Linked DNA regions of Mus musculus: region 2 is linked to region 1. Evidence: chromatin loops called from intact Hi-C (ENCODE). Cell type or tissue: heart. All regions are shown on one strand.

The links. Peaks named below come from ENCODE experiments on the same cell type or tissue, not always from the same donor. Only the 100,000 strongest peaks of a DNase experiment are listed, where the experiment ranks them.
Region 2: a loop joins it to region 1, with 2.5 times the contacts of the local background. A loop is called at or near these places in 4 of 42 quality-filtered maps.

The regions. Positions count from the first base shown.
Region 1 is chr19:57,018,382-57,026,381 of GRCm38, forward strand. It overlaps a transcript of Afap1l2 not described here. Among named protein-coding and RNA genes, the nearest start is that of Afap1l2, 14 kb to the left of the region's middle. In heart, no CTCF peak of the experiment used is centred here; no DNase peak of the experiment used is centred here.
Region 2 is chr19:56,818,520-56,826,519 of GRCm38, forward strand. It overlaps Ccdc186 (coiled-coil domain containing 186), which reads right to left and starts at 3,680. Exons shown (of 16, transcript NM_170757.2): 1 at 3,469-3,680. It overlaps Tdrd1 (tudor domain containing 1), which reads left to right and starts at 7,690. Exons shown (of 26, transcript NM_001002238.2): 1 at 7,690-7,745. In heart, no CTCF peak of the experiment used is centred here; a DNase peak (open chromatin) is centred at 3,732; H3K4me3 peaks cover 2,608 bases; H3K27ac peaks cover 2,139 bases; H3K27me3 peaks cover 1,606 bases.

The DNA.
Region 1 (8,000 bases):
TCCAGAGAAATGGCTCAGTGGTGAAGCACATACTGCACTTGCAGAGGACTGAGGTCTGGTTCCCAGCACCCACGTGATAGCTACCAACCATCTTTAACTCCAGTTTCAGAGGAACCAACCCCCTCTGCAGGCACCAAGCATGTGCACGGCATACTTGCATACTTGCAAGCAAAACACTCGCACACACAGAATACAAATAAATAAATTAATTAAAAAAAATAGTAATAATGTGTACGGCGATTGAGAAAGACGCTGGCATCCCCCCACGCATGCGCCTGGGCATGCGCATGTGCACACATGCATGTACACACCCCTCCAAAACAGAGATTCTGTGGTCTAGATAACAGGTGGGACTCCGCCTAGGTGGGGTATGAAGAGGAGGCAATCCAGGAAGGCAGGAAGAAAGGCTTCCCCAAGCCTTGGTTCAGATCTGGCCTCAGATGGTGTCTTAGTCAGTTTCTATTCCTGCACAAACATCATGACCAAGAAGCAAGTTGGGGAGGAAAGGGTTTATTCAGCTTACACTTCCATACTGTTGTTCATCACCAAGGAAGTCAGGACTGGAACTCAAGCAGGTCAGAAAGCAGAAGCTGATGCAGAGGCCATGGAGGGATGTTCTTTACTGGCTTGCTTCCCCTGGCTTGCTCAGCCTGCTCTCTTATAGAACCAAGACTACCAGCCCAGAGATGGTCCCACCCACAAGGGGCCTTTCCCCCTTGATCACTAATTGAGAAAATGCCTTACAGTTGGATCTCATGGAGGCATTTCCTCAACTGAAGCTCCTTTTTCTGTGATAACTCCAGCTGTGTCAAGTTGCTCCAAATTAGCCAGTGCAGGTATTCTGTACTTTTTTTTTTTTTGGCTAATATCCACTTATGAGTGAGTACATACCATGCACGTCCTTTTGGGTTTGAGTTACCTCACTCAGGATGATATTTTCTACCTGAGTAGTATTCCATTGTGTAAATGACCCACATTTTCTGTATCCACTCTTCTGTCCTGAGATATCTGGGTTGTTTCCAGCTTCTGGCTATCACAAACAAGGCTGCTATGAACATAGTAGAACACGTGCCTCTGTGGCCTGGCGGGGCATCTTTTTGGGTATACTCCCAAGAGTGGTATTGCTGCGTCTGAGGCCACCTCTTGTTCTCAGAGTTCGCTCTAAATGAGTTCCAACAGCACATGACAGTTTACCAACATAGTTCCTATTCCAGTGTGTGCTCAGCACATACCTTTGTCCCGTGAAGTCCCCACAACATGCCAATGAGATCAGTATTGCAATTTGACACATTTTGATTCTTTAAGGAAGACACGTGCTCAGTGTTACATTGTTATTAATGATGGGCCTGTGTTTCTAACCCAGATACTGAGCCCTTACCATCTGTACTGGCTAATTTTGTGTCAACTTGACACGCTGGAGTTATCACAGAGAAAGGAGCTTCAGTTGAGGAAATGCCTCCGTGAGATCTAACTGAAAGGCATTTTCTCAATTAGTGATCAAGGGGGAAAGGCCACTTGTGGGTGGGACCATCTCTGGGCTGGTAGTCTTGGGTTCTATAAGAGAGCAGGCTGAGCAAGCCAGGGGAAGCAAGCCAGTAAGGAACATCCCTCCATGGCCTCTGCATCAGCTTCTGCTTTCTGTCCTGCTTGAGTTCCAGTCCTGACTTCCTTAGTGATGAACAGCAGTATGTAAGTGTAAGCTGAATAAACCCTTTCCTCCCCAACTTGCTTCTTGGTCATGATGTTTGTGCAGGAATAGAAACCCTGACTAAGACAATACCCAAGATACAGTCCAGAGAACTCAGAAAGCTCAACAAGCTGAAGTGCCCAAGTGAAAATGCCTCCCTCAGTCCCACTTGGGAGGGAGAAGAAAGCAATCACAAGTGGGGAGGGAGGGAGGGAGGGAGGGAGGGAGGGAGGGAGGGAGGGATCTGAGAGGGAAAGTGGATAGGACTAGGAGTGTGGAGGGTAAGAGGGGAACCTGATCTGGTATTGGGTGAGGGAAAAGGTCTGAAGCCCCGAGGGCCAGCAGAAAGAATGTGAATAGTCAACCTCTGGAGGTAGGAGGTTTGTGGGGACCCTCCAGAATGCACCAGAGACCTGGGAGGTGAGAGACTCTCAGGACTCAAAGGGAAGAACTTTAGATGAAATGCCAGACAATAGGGAGAGGGAACTTATAGAGCCCACCTCCAGCAGGAAGTCAGTGAGGGAGGGGGTTGCCATTCTACAGTCAAAACTCTGACCCATAATTGTTTCTGTCTGAAAGAACTGCGGGAATGGAAATGGAGAGAAGCCTGAGGAAAAGAAGGTCCAGTGACCGGCCCAAAGTGGGATCCAGCTCAAGGGGAGGTCCCAAGGCCTGACACTATTACTGAGGCTATGGAGCACTCACAAAAAGCGACCTATCATGACTTCCCTCCGGAACAAGCAGCTGAAAGAGTCAGATGCAGATATTTGCACCCAACCAATGGACAAAAGATGCTGACCCTTTGGTTGAATTAGGGAAAAGCTGGAAGATGCCGAGGAGGAAGGCAACCCTACAGGAGGACCAGCAGTCTCAATGAATCTGGACCCCTGAGATCTCTCAGACACTGAGCCACCAACCAGGCAGCACACACCAGCTGATATGAGGCCCCTGACACATACGGCAGAGGACTGCCCGGTCTGGGTTCAGTCAGAGAAGATGCACCTAACCCTCAAGAGACTGGAGGCCATAGGGAGTTTAGAGGTCTGGTTGGGTGGCGGGCGGGGACATCTTTGTGGAGACAGGGGTTGAGGAAGAGGTATGGGATGTGGAGCAGTCAGAGGGTGGAGGGGGGTGGGAATAAAATATGAAGTGTAAAAAAATAAATAGATAAATAGATAAAAGAGATGGCCTCATATTCTCAGGCTTGACTGTGTCTATCCCAGAGTCCTCCGGGAGTCCATGTTCTGGGTCCACGACAAAGAGAACTGCTAAGGTTGTCACAGCAACGAGCCCTGAAAACACCCAGACAGCAAACCAATCCCATCTGAAGTTACTCTGGCTTACCCTGTAGTATCAATACACCTCACAGAGTTCGTTCTCTAAACTGAACACTCACAAATGGCAATCAGCTCATTTAGTACAGGCTCAGTCACGGACAGAACAAGCAGGAGAAAGGAGCCGAGAGGGCTGCTGGGGCTCACGGAGCTGGACTTGACGCACTTGGCCTAGGCCATGCGTGTGTGTGTGTGTGTGTGTGTGTGCGTCCCACTTACTCAAGCCTCCTGGCCGCTCACCCCGCCCCCACCCCAGAAGAAGCAGGCACAGCCACACCTGACCTCTTCACTCGAGTCCTGGAAGTGTGAGGCCCTGGTTCTCAGATGTCTCCCTGCTTTCTGGCACTTGGCTCTTTCTCCAGAACTGTTACATCTTCCCCCACAGAGGAGACTGTCCCCGTTACACTGAAAAGGAGAGTTTGCGTATTTTCAAGTTAGTTCTTATTGTCACTAGATGCCTCTTTAGTTGTGACGATGCCATCTTATTGATACGTTACACTTCGTATAACCCCTCACTCGCTGAGGGGTGTTTGGACAATTTCTAGTTTTCAACATTTTACATAGAACAACCAAGAATATCGCAGGCTTTACCTCCTAGTCACAAAAGCAAGTTTATTGAGACAAATAGGATAATTTACCCATTAAGAATGTATAAATTGACAGCAGTTTTAAAGCTGTTTTGAAGCTTGGACTAACTGTCAGAGCACCTTCTGAAATGTAAATATCATACACGTTAGTAGTCACGCCATCTTCCCCGTTCCATCCACTGGGCCTCAACTGGTCTCTATTTTATCTTCAGACTCTGTAGATTTCCTTACCGTCAAAATGAAAGTGGAATCACACACTACTCCAAAAGACCACTCCATCCCGTCATGTTTCGTGACTGGCTTCTTTTACTTAGCACAACAATGTCTTCAAGGCTCCTCTCTGCCATCACACATTTTAATTTAGCTTTTCATGTTTTTATAACGCTGAATAGGACTCCATTGCATGGGTATTCTCTTTCATTTTCATCTTGGGGGTATTTCCATGTCGGAATAATGAATACTATGACTGTGAGCGTTCACGTGCATGTTGACTGTAATGTGTTTATGTTTCTAATGGGCCCTCTGTGGTTATACCATTAATCCAGCACTGCTCCCTGCGGTCTAACTCTTGCTAGACACCCTAACTATTTTGGGGTTCCTTCTCAGGTGTACACTGACGATCTCATCACCTTCCCTACTTCAGAAACTCATGAGTCGTCCAGTCATCCACGCTACTTCTCCGTGCCCTTTCCTAGCCATAGCCAGTCCAGTCGTCACTTAAACAGGAATATCCCCCGGCCCCCAAGAAGGCCCTGCTGATGGCCAAGAACCAATCCTTTACACACGCACGCTGCTCTGTTTATACTTTCGAAGTTATGTGCTTAGCATCCATTTGTTCACCATCTTATCTCAAGTGCTGAGCACAGTGCCCCGTTTATAGCAAGCTGCTTAAGACTGGATGCTTGGCTACATATAAATAAGGTCTCCTTTATAATGCCTCTCAGCCCCAAGTTCGGTAGGATGGGTGACATACATTTTTTTTTTAGTTGAGCCTCTTTTCTTTTTTTACTATCTTTTTTAAAAGTTTGGGCATGGTTTACATACATCATAATTCACCCCTCCTGGTCCACAGTACTGTGAATTTGTCATGCGAATACATACATGTGATCATCACCATAATTAAAATACGGAATCGCTCATCACCCTTGACCTTGCCTTTTCCCCTTTGTAGGCAGCTTCAGTTGAGGTCTTCTGACTCAATCAGTGGAGTCGTGACGCATGTAGCTTTCTGATTTAGCCCTTTCTCCCTCAACGCAATGCAAGGTATTGTAGTAGTTTGCTCCTTCTTACTGCTGAGCAATATTCCATTGTACAAGAGCACAGAGTGAGGGACCTAGGAGCTCTCAGTCACAAATGAGATAGTCTTCATCAAACCTACCTACCGCTCCTTTCAAGGCTCAGGGATGTATACAGAAGAGGAGGTAAAAGTGATTGTAAAAGCCAGCGAGGATGGAGGGTACCAAGGAACCAGTATCTTACAAGTTTGAGCCGGATGTTGTCACAGCATTGAGAGGAGAGCTTGGGATCCCACTTCTCACTGAGAAGTTATTTGCAACCAACATCCACCTGCAAATGAAAAAAGCCATTTTCTCCAATGGAGTGTCACTAGGTAGATTGTCTTAGTTAGGTTTTTATTCTTGTGAAGAGACACTATGACCACGGTAAAACATTTAATTGGAGCTGGCTTACAGTTGAGAAGTTTAGTCCATGGATCATCACGTCAGGAAACACAGCATGTGCAGGCAGACATGGTGCTGGAGAGGCAACTGAGTTCTGCACCTAGATCTGCAGGCAGCAGGAGGATACAGTGAGCCACTAGGCCTGCTTTCAGCTTCTGAAACTTCAAAGCCCAGCCCCCATGACACACTCCCTTCCACAAGGCCACGCCTACTTCAACAATACCATACCACCTAATAGTGCCACTCCCTATGGGTCTATGGGGGCGTTTTCATTCAAACCACCACATACATCAACTATACTCCAGAGCAGGCCCCATGCCCAGGAATAGTTGGCCACAACAAAATGAACTTCATGCATTTTTCTGTGGACTGTTTGTTTTGTTTCATTTGGGCATATTTTTATCTAACTGGTGGTTGTTTTGGTTTTTTTGTGTGTTTGCTTGTTTTGATATGATTTGATTTGATTTGATTCTTGTTTTTTGAGAGGTGTTGTTTTTTGAGAGAGAGAGAGAGAGAGACCATAAAGTTGGGAAAGGTAGGGATGTGAGGAGGATATGGGAGGAGCTTGAGGAGGGGAAAGCATAATCAAAATATATTATATACATTTTTCAAAATAGGAAAAAGAAAATCTCATTGTATTGCTGAACCATAGTGTTTTTTTTTTTTTTCATTTCCCAGTTGAAGAATATTTGAGGTATTTCTGGTTCTTGTGATTAAAGTTAGCATAAACATAGCATAAAGGTTTTGGGTGAAATACTGGGCTGTGTGGTAAAGGATGCTTCACTTCATAAGAAGCAAATGCTCTTTCACAATGGCGACACCACTTTGCACTCTCGCCGGCCGGGGTGTGTTCCAGCTGCTCTGCCCCTGTTTACAGAGTGCTCCTATTCTCCAAAACGCTGGGCATCCTACCTTAGATACCAGATGCTGAAGTGATTGATCACTGAACTTAGAAACCTTAGGGACCAACATCAAGGTGGCTTATCTCATGGAGAATTGAATTAGCACAAGTGGAAAGAAGCATTTTAGTTATTAAAGTATCACTAAACGTGCAAGGTAACTCATCTCATTTCCTAGACCTTTGACTGCCTCCCACTGGCCCAGCCCCAGGAGGCCCCAGGAAGCTGGAGACCGTGTCTTCTCCTCACAGAAGTGAGTAGACTCCCGTATACTCCAGAAAGTACGAATGCAGAGTTGTGTGGCTAACTAAAGTGCTTTCAAGATATGCTTTTAAAACCTTGGTACTGAAGGCAGAAAGAAGCAATAGAGAAACAATCCATGGATCTTGAGAGTCGAAGGGCCCCCGTGAAGAGCCAGAGTGGGGCTCTGTGTCCACCGAGTCGGGGGCTGATTCCCTCCGGTTTCACTTTTCTTCCTAAGGTGAGTTTTGTGCCCCATCCTTGCATGTGCCATCTGGAGAAGAACAAAGGAGGCTGTGGGCGAAGCCGCCCCATCTACCACCCTGCTTGGCAGCTACACCACAGTGAGTTCAACACAGGACTCCAGAACCACCTGCAAAACCAGAGAGCCATCTGCGAACTCCAGAGGATCAACAGAGAATTTGCTAAGCCCAGTAGAGGAATTGCAGCCGGGACTGTCTCAAGCTCCACCTCAGCGATGAGGTAGACACTGTTTTCACCAGTCAGCATGTGATGTTCACCTCTTAAGACAGCAGTGCCAATGAGCCATAAAGTATGTGCCTAGAACAGCAAACATGCATTTCCCTGTCACAGTTCTAGAGAACAGCAGCCATGTTGACTGATGTCCTCGTGGGCAACGCAAGTGTTACGGCTCAGAGGAGAAAGGTATCCTGGTAGTCAGGAACCAGGACCACAAAGTCACAGGCACAAGGAACCTCACACAGGAGATTTAGGAAGGAGTAGAGTGGCTGCCTCTTCTCTGGTAAGAAGCAGGAGGTGGGCTTTATATAGAATTTCAGGGGGTGGGGGTGGGGGGAGGCGGATGCTTTCCAGGGCGGCCTGGGATTGGTTGAAGTTTTGTGGTCTGCTCTTGTGGCAAGCTGATCTTTGTGGTTGTTAGAATAGTCTGGAGGGTGGAGCCTGGCTACTGGCACCTCAAGGGGCTTGCAGGCAAGGATCTGGGGGAAGAACCATCCTGACCTACAGACTTTCTGGTGGGTCCTGGTGTTCCTTGGTTTGAGGGGAACCTCCAATCTCTGCTTGATGTCACATGGCCTCTCTGAGGCCACCTCTGGTTTCTTGTCTCTTCTAAGACAGTCTCAGGGCCACTCTAACCTGATCTCATCTCTACCTTTCTCTAATGTTATCTTCAGAGTTCCTTGTTCCAGTTAAGGCATAGCGGCCAGGTGGACTCATCTCCCGAGAGACATTACTCCAACCTGCTGCCGGTGCTTAGCTATAGAGAATCAACAACAAAAGCAACCACTGTCACATGAGAGGTTAAGGTTGTAGCTTGGTTAGCAGAGCACCTGCCTAGCATTCATGAGGCCCTGGGTTTGATCCCTAGTGCCATATAAACTAGACACGGTGCATGCCTGAAATCCAAGGACTCAGGTTGCAGAGGCAAGAGGACCTTGCCTACATAACAAGTTGAAGTCCAGTTTTGGCTACATGCATTTCAGAGGTTTAGTCCATTATCATCAAGACAGGGAGCATGGTGGCATGCAGGCAGATATGGTGTTGGGGAAGTAGCTGAGAGTTCTTCAACTGGATCTGAAGTCAGCAGGAAGAGA
Region 2 (8,000 bases), 200 kb before region 1:
AAGAACAAAACCGTAGGCTGGCTCACAAAACTATAAATAGAAACTGAATTCAATCTACAGATAATTGGTAACAAGTCATCAAATGAGCATCATGCAGAGGAACCAACTCAAAAATAAAGTCCCAAGTGTTCACCTGCCAAACATGCACAGGGCAGCTTTTCCATATGGACGCTGTTGTAGGCATTGGAACATGGTGCAAAATAAAACAGGCACCCTCAGGTGCAGGCCTCAGGTACAGTCTGACTAATACTGAGCCTGTTAAATCTTTGTTTTGCTGCTGTGAAATGCTGAGACCACAGATCAGAATCCTTCCCACTGTAGCAGTATAAAGCAAACCAACATTTCAGGATAAAGGCTTGGCTTTAAATCCAGTTGAATAATCTTAGTTCAAATATTTTTTATAATTTTTAGATTTTGCACCACTCCGCCGCCCCCCAATAATTCTAGCTGTAGACCCACCCTTCTCTAGTATGCATTGACATATGCAACCGAGGCTTGGGAGATCACTTATTTAAGTCAATAAAATGGTTTCCTGTCCTTTGTAAGAAAATATAAATACTTTAAGACAGTCTTTGCATATTTCCCAAGGGGTTTGAAAGTAGCATAACTAAAGTCACTTCCTTTCCTTTCCTATCAGCTCTAGCAAAATTCTGGCCCGTCATCTCAAGTCAAAAGTAAAAAATCAAAAAGCATCCAATCAGTATCTCCTCATAATCCCTAAATAGTAAATGCTGACACACTTTGCTAGATTAAGCTTTTAAACTAAAATAACAAAGCAGAGAAACAGAAGAGAAGCTGTGTAAGAAATACTAGTCAGTCACATTTCCCGGATGCAAAGAGCCGGGACTGGGGTTTCACAGAAGGCAAGCTTGCCTAGACCCAGTCTTACTTTAAGAGGAGAAAGCTAAGACTGTTGTTTCAAAGATCTCTAGAACTGGTTCTCCAAGAAGGAAGACTTCAGAGTCAGCATCAAGCCCAACTACAGTTTGAATGTACTAAGTTGCCTCAGCTCTCTAACGGTCACACAGACGGCACACAGCCCACAGCTGCTCCTGTCTTCTTGAGTTTCCCCTACTGTATCTTCAGTGAGACACTGGATAGCTGATATCTTGCAGCAGTAACACTCTCACCTCTGAAACAGGCAACCATGGTTTGGGTACTTTAGACTCTAAAATGGCTTTTAAAGTATTGAGGCATAACATTAATACAGAACTCTACCTTGAAGCGACTTGTACAGAATGTATCAACTGCAATAAAGTCTGAGAAAAACGTAAGTACTTTTATTTAACCGTTCTTTCAAAAAAATCTGAAAATGGGGCTGGAGAGATGGCTCAGCGGTTAAGAGCACTGACTGCTCTTGCAGAGATCCTGAGTTCAGTTCCCAGCAACCACATGGTGGCTCACAACCATCTATAATGGGATCTGATGCCCTCTTCTGGTGTGTCTGAAGACAGTGACAGTCTACTGATATATATATAAAATAAATCTTTAAAAAAAATATGAAAACCAAATATCAGAAAAATGAATTCAATTAAATAGAATTTCTACATTTACTAAAAGAGTTGTACTTATGCCTGAATTTGGTTAATTTGGTAAGATTTAAGTTTTATTAAAAACAACACCTATTTAGTACTTACTACATAAGCCTACAATGAATGACCAGCTCAAGCTTTAAGAAATACACTCATGACAGTTACCATTATCCTAGAGTTTGCTTCCACTACGCTCAAGACAGTTGGCAGTATCCTAGAGTTTGCTTCTGCTCTTGGTGTCTACTGCCCCTTTACCTAATAGTTTACTTCTTGGATGCAAACTCTCCATTAAGCAAGTTCAAATAAGTTTGAAATGGTGTAAGATTACAGGAGCATTTGTAGGTCTAAATTATCTATCCTGTTGCTGCTTTTAAAATAAATACTAAATAAAACTATTGTAAATGAAGTGATGTTTATGAGAAAAATCAAAACCTGACCTTAGTCATTTAAAGACAAAAAAAATAAAAGAAAAATTTTAGTTTTATTATTAAAAACAAACAAACAAACAAAGCAGAATTTGAAGTTGAATATTCTTTCTTTACAGTGAGTTGAATGACTTTTGTAAACCAGGGTAGATGCTGTCAAACGGAAAGACAGTTTTCTCAGTGAGGCTGCCTGGGCTCCCAACCATCACAGCTTCCTCAGAGAGCTGGGCTGAGTGTTCTGTTCATCACAGTCACTTTCAGGACTGAACACACTAAGGAATCAGCAGCAGCCATGCTGCCGCACTGCACAGCATCAAAGAATAAGTCTTTGGTTCCTGTGTGAAGGAACTAAAGGTTTATGAGTGCCCCTTCTTCTACCACTCAGGATTTCAGTCTGGAAAAAAAAAAAAAAATCAGACTGGGAAATGTCACCCTTACTCCATGGAACCTGTTCTCAATCAAACACCTTAAGTTTCTATTGTTTTAAATTAGAAAAGGCCTTCAAAAAAACTAAACACAGTCCCTGTGTCTTCTGGTAGCCTTCCAAAGTCATACTTACCTATTACCCTGTACAAAGGAGAAGGAAGGCCTTGGTGCAACAGTACAAGATTATGGCCTGCCCAAAATCTGCACATGGGAACATGGGAAGACCAAAAAGGAACCATAAAAGAAGTAGGCCAATCATTACTGTTGTTTCATTTGTGTAACCATTAATTAACGAAGAGCTAAAAAGTAGCTGCACACGGTGGACTTGATACACAAGACGCATCCGTTTCAGTATCACTTGTCTCTGGGTCCTTAATCTCCTTCACAATTAAGTGCACAAAGGCCACATCCACGCTAATAAACCTAACACTTAACAGACCGATTTTCCTTGGGATGGCTGGCTACACGTGCACTTTGAAACACTGTCATAACTGATTTGTTTCATCTTTTCCTCAGACAAGCACCCTGTGTACCACTTCAGAAGAAAGGAAAAGGCTGGGACATCAAAGGACCGTGCGTGACACTGGGTCTGAGACATCTTTTCTGGTTCGCTGTCATATTTTTTTACTGTAGTCTTTTCTGACTCTAACCCAGGTGTTCTGCGTACAAACCCGAGTCTCCTCTCTAAATAACAATCAAGATGTGAATATTGTAACAAGTTACGAATTGTTGGCAGCTGAGCCATCATTCTCCCCGCGCGCTGTTTCCCTGGGATTGCTACTTTGAGGATAGGTAGAAGGGGAGAGAGAAATCTGAAATGGTTTCCCTACCAAGGTGAAAATATATGAAAATACATCGGGATCTTTGGAAAAGCCGAACGCTGCGGACCGCGTCCCCGGAGATACCGCGCTGGTGCGGCGGGGGAGCGGCCGCGCCTCCGGGCACAGCCCCCCGAGGGCCCCGCCAGCCCCGTCACGTCCACGCGCGGAGTTGCGTACAGCCCGGGGCTACCACCCCGTCACGTCCACGCGCGCAGACCAGCGCTCCCCGAGCGCGCCCGTCCCGGACGCCCCTCGGCCACTCACCGTCCGTCGTCCAGCCCCGGGCCGCACCCTAGCGAGGCCGATGGAGCTCCGGCTCCAGGGCCGACGAACCCATGGCGGCGTGTAGCCGACGCGGAGTGGGTGAGGAAGTCACGCGCGGAGACCACTGCAGATCCCGGGCTCTCAGCGGAGGTTTTCCCCCAAAACCCCTGCGGAGCTGACACATCAACAAAGATGGCGGCGACGCCTAAGCCGGCGCGGCTACAGCTGAGGGGGCGGGGCTCCCTGAACGAGCCAATCAGCGCGGCGCGGACCGCGTGACGTTAAGCACCTGGAGGCGGGCGTGGTTTTCGAGGCGCCGCCTCCAGTCCTCGCGGTTTCTAGAGGCCCCGCCCAGCATCTCCGTGCCACCTCCACTTAAGCCCAAGGAGGCTGTAGCAGGCTGTTGTTGTCCGGTTGGGCCACTCTTTCCCTTTCCCGTCCCAAGCCGGTGCTTTCTATCGGAAGGAAGTTGCCATCTTTTTTTCTTCACCCTTTGGCCGGTCATCTAATGAGTCAGTGGCATAAAGTAATAAAAGAGAACTAGAGATTGTGGCTTCCCGGTTCTGATGGTGCAAACTTTGCGCTGCCTGTGGGTGAGCCAAGTCCGCAGGAGCAGCTGACTTGGGCATGCGAGCTTCATCTCTGGGAGAGAGCTCTGCAGGGTTTCCATAATAATAATTGACCTGGGATCTCCAAGTGGCACCGAGTGCCATTGTTTACTAGTAAGCTTGTTAGTGTGCTCCACGCAGAGGACCTAAGCCTGCCTGGGCTGCGTAACCCATCCGGTTGCATGGTTGCACGCAGGTTGTATATTATAGTGACTAAGCCCAGTTGGAGGAGGTAGGGAAGGTGAGCAGTTTTAGTCTGGAGGTTTTGCAAACCACCTCTGTCCGGAGAAAAGATGTGTTAAAGTTCTGGGCCGTGTAGACAGTTGTAAGTGAAAATAGTTAAGACTCGTCTTCAGTGGCAAGTTTGTAAATCCAAGCATATTACTGTTAAATTACTTTCATAATTGCTGAGGAGGAAAATCTTCAATGTGGTATATTACTAACCCTCTGTCTTTTTTTAATCAGAAAATGACAACTCCCTCCTCAAATTATGGTAATGTATTACAGTACGTTTTACAATTAAGGTGCGGTGGTGACTTGAATAGACTCATGTATTTGAATGCTTGGCCCATAGGAAGTGGCACTATTAGGAGGTGTAGCCTTGTTGGACAGGGTATGTCATTGTGGAGGAAGGCTTTGAGCTCTCATATAAATGCTTGAGCTACACCCAGTGTGAGACATATTCGGTCTCCTCCTTGCTGCCTTCCAATCAAGAGGTAGAGCTCTCTGCTCTTTGTCTCTAACCCTAACCCTCAACCCCCTGCACACTGCTGTGCGTCCCAGCGTGATAATAATGGACTAAACCTCTGAACCTGTAAAACCAGCCTTGATTAAATGTTGTCTTTTATAAGAGTTGCCTTGGTGTGAAGAGTGTCAATTCACAGAAATGAGACCCTAACTATGGGTTGAGCCGGGAGTAGTGGCTTACAATGGTTATCCAGGCATTTGGGAGGTGCAAGTAGGAACCACTTAGGGTTTAGCCTGCAGGAGACCCTTTTCCTAAATGCATACGTATATACATACATGCATGCATTCATACAGACATACATAGGTTTTCTTACTTTGAAAAGAATGGCTGGACTTTAAACATTCCTAGTAAGGTATGTTATCCCAAAAGGAGGGAAGACACACTGAGTTGTTTATCTGTTCATATTGTTAGAAGTAACATTAGCATTATTTCTGAAATGTACTTCAGAACTTATAACTGGTAAGAAAATGTATTAAGCATGTCTGGGAAACTAATTTTTTAAATCATAAGAGAGAAGAAATACAGGTGTAAAACCAAAGAGATGAGATGGAAACGCTGCAATCTGAAGTGGAAACGCTAAGGGTTCTTTGGAACGTGCTGGATGGTGTTCTGCTGGGGCAAACACATGAAGGAGTGTTCCGTTAAAGTGGACACAGGCATGAAAGGCTAAGTGAAGGAATGTTTCCCTGAAGCAGACACAGGAGAGGATGCTAAAGCAAAGGCTGGGGCCTGGCTGTCTCTGCTAGGTCGTGCCACCGCTGCTGATTTCCTGCTTGCTATCCTGACTCCACTGAACTGAACTGCTGGTGTGTCTGTGAAGTGTTTGCACGTGGATCGAGCTGCTGCTGTCTTTGAACTGTGAAGTGAACTGATGATTTCCTGACAACACAGATGGGAGTTGCTCCAAAGAACCTTTCTAAACAGGTCCACTCTCCCCCCACAACCCCCATATCCTTTCTTTTCCACTAACTCTGGTGGGTGGTGGGCTCCAAGGGAGGCTAAAGTGTTTAAGAGCCATCATTAAAAATCGGTTTTGAACAAGCTAAAGTTACAGCAATCCTACATTTGGATTTAGAAATATCACGATGAAATTGGAGATTTATTTTTTTCATGGAGAAGTCGGTGCTACAATATTTGCCTTAGCATGGGGGAAGGCCTGGAATTCAGTCCTGGGGGTGATGGGTGACTACTGAAAAGAATCCCAACAGCCTAACGCACACCCTTACTCTCCACATCTCTATTTTCCACCAAAGAGCCTGGACTGAAAAGTTACAAGGCGTGGCTACGAGTTTGGAGCAAGAAGTGTGTAAAATAGCGTAGGACATATTCTGTTCAGAGGTGGGGCATAACGACTTTCTCCTCTATCACATTGTGTGGAAAGGGGGAAACTTTACGGGGCAGAAATGTAATAAATGTCAGTCATATGATGACGCCTGTTATTCATTATTGTGAATCATGTTCATAAAATGTATCAGACAGTATCCTACAATAAAAGTGTGACTTTGCCTCTGTAGTCTTCCAAACAACTCATACTCCATTCCTATCAAGTGCATCAGACAAACCCCAGGACCAGGAGGATGCTTCCAAAAGCCTCCTCGGTGCTCCTGGAAGCTGTCAATCAGGAGAAACTGCCTTGGCTATGGGAAGATAGCTAAATGTGATGTTAGATTCTGGCTAAAAAGATGTATAGAAGCAGGGCAGGAATCCGAACAAATCATGGGCTTCGTTAATAACAGCAGTTTCAAACATGTTTGTTTTAGGAGAAACTGATTGTAACCTCACCAATGAGAACTCTTCTTTTTCTATATTCTAGAAATTAATAAAAATGAAGAAAAGATAATGACCGGCATGATAGCTGAAGGAAAAGAGAGAAAAAGAAATTAAAAAAGGAAGGACATGACTGCTCCTAGGTATGGTGTAGTAGGAGGTTTATTATAGACATGAGGGAGAGCAGAGACAGAGACATCTAAGAGAGTCCAGAGGGAACCTGACCCTGACCTGGGTTCTGTGAGGAGCCGGGGAGAGGGAGAGCCAGGAGAGAAAAGGGTAGACAAAAGCCTGGAGAACCAACATGGCCAGATTATATAGGGAAAGGCAGCTGGGGGAAGAGCAGCCCAGACCCTGGGCTGGAGAAGTTTAGGGGTTGGGGGTGGGGTATGCCAGTCATACCCTGTAACAGGTAGGGACTGAGGGATGCTGGGAGAACCTATCAGCCAGGTCCAATTTGATATATTAAATAGGCACTCAACCATTCGTCCTGGGTTTGAGACATAACAGTAGTCCATGCCTTTAAAACCCCAGCATTCCAGAGAACCACAGGTGGTTGGTTATCTCTGAGTTCACGGCCAACCCGGTCAACATTGCAAGTGACAGAGGCACGTGGGTCTCTGTGCTCAGGGTCTACATCCAAGTAACAGGCCAGCTAGAGATTACATAATGAGATACAGTCTCAAAACAAAGGAACCGACTTCCCAAAAGTTGTGCCCTGACTTCCACATATGTGCCATGGCACAAAATAAGTGAAAATGTAAAAAGAACAAAGACATAAATCTGAGCATTGCTTCTTAACATTCAAGAAGTGACTGTTTGGGGGCCTGGGTCTGGCGTGTTTAGTTTCCAGAGGAGGCAGGCCCAGGAGAGTAAGCTGGAAAACCAAAAGTCCCTCACCTAGTTAAAATAGCAACCTCAGTGACTCTCAGCGCGGCCTCCGGGACACCTTTCTAGAGAAAGCTAGAAATTCCTGTAAAGCTAGAAATTCCTGGGTGAGCCTGCACCACCACCAAGCACCTGCGGGTGATCAATCAGAGCAGCTCCGCAGGCTCGGCTGCACTGGGCGCGTGGGTGGGGCTGCGCGCACGTGGGAGTAAACTGCGCAGGCGCGGGCCCCGCACCACGCGGCGGCTTTGAGCGTCCGAGGCGAGGTGAGCACGGGTGGAGCTCCTGGACCTCGGAGCTGCGGGGTAGGGCAAACGCCAGCATGAGTGGTCAGCTTCAGAAACCAGTCCGGGCCAGCGCCCTTTCTTCTTTTTCTGGGTCAGGCGGTCCAGGGCGCCCGGGCTCCGGAGCTCGGTTTCCAAGACGGTCTCGGGCGTGGGTCGTTGGGAGCCGGAAGTCCAGAGCTGGACGTTGAGGTCGGGCGTTACACCGGGCGGGCGTTGGGCGGGCACAGGAGCTGC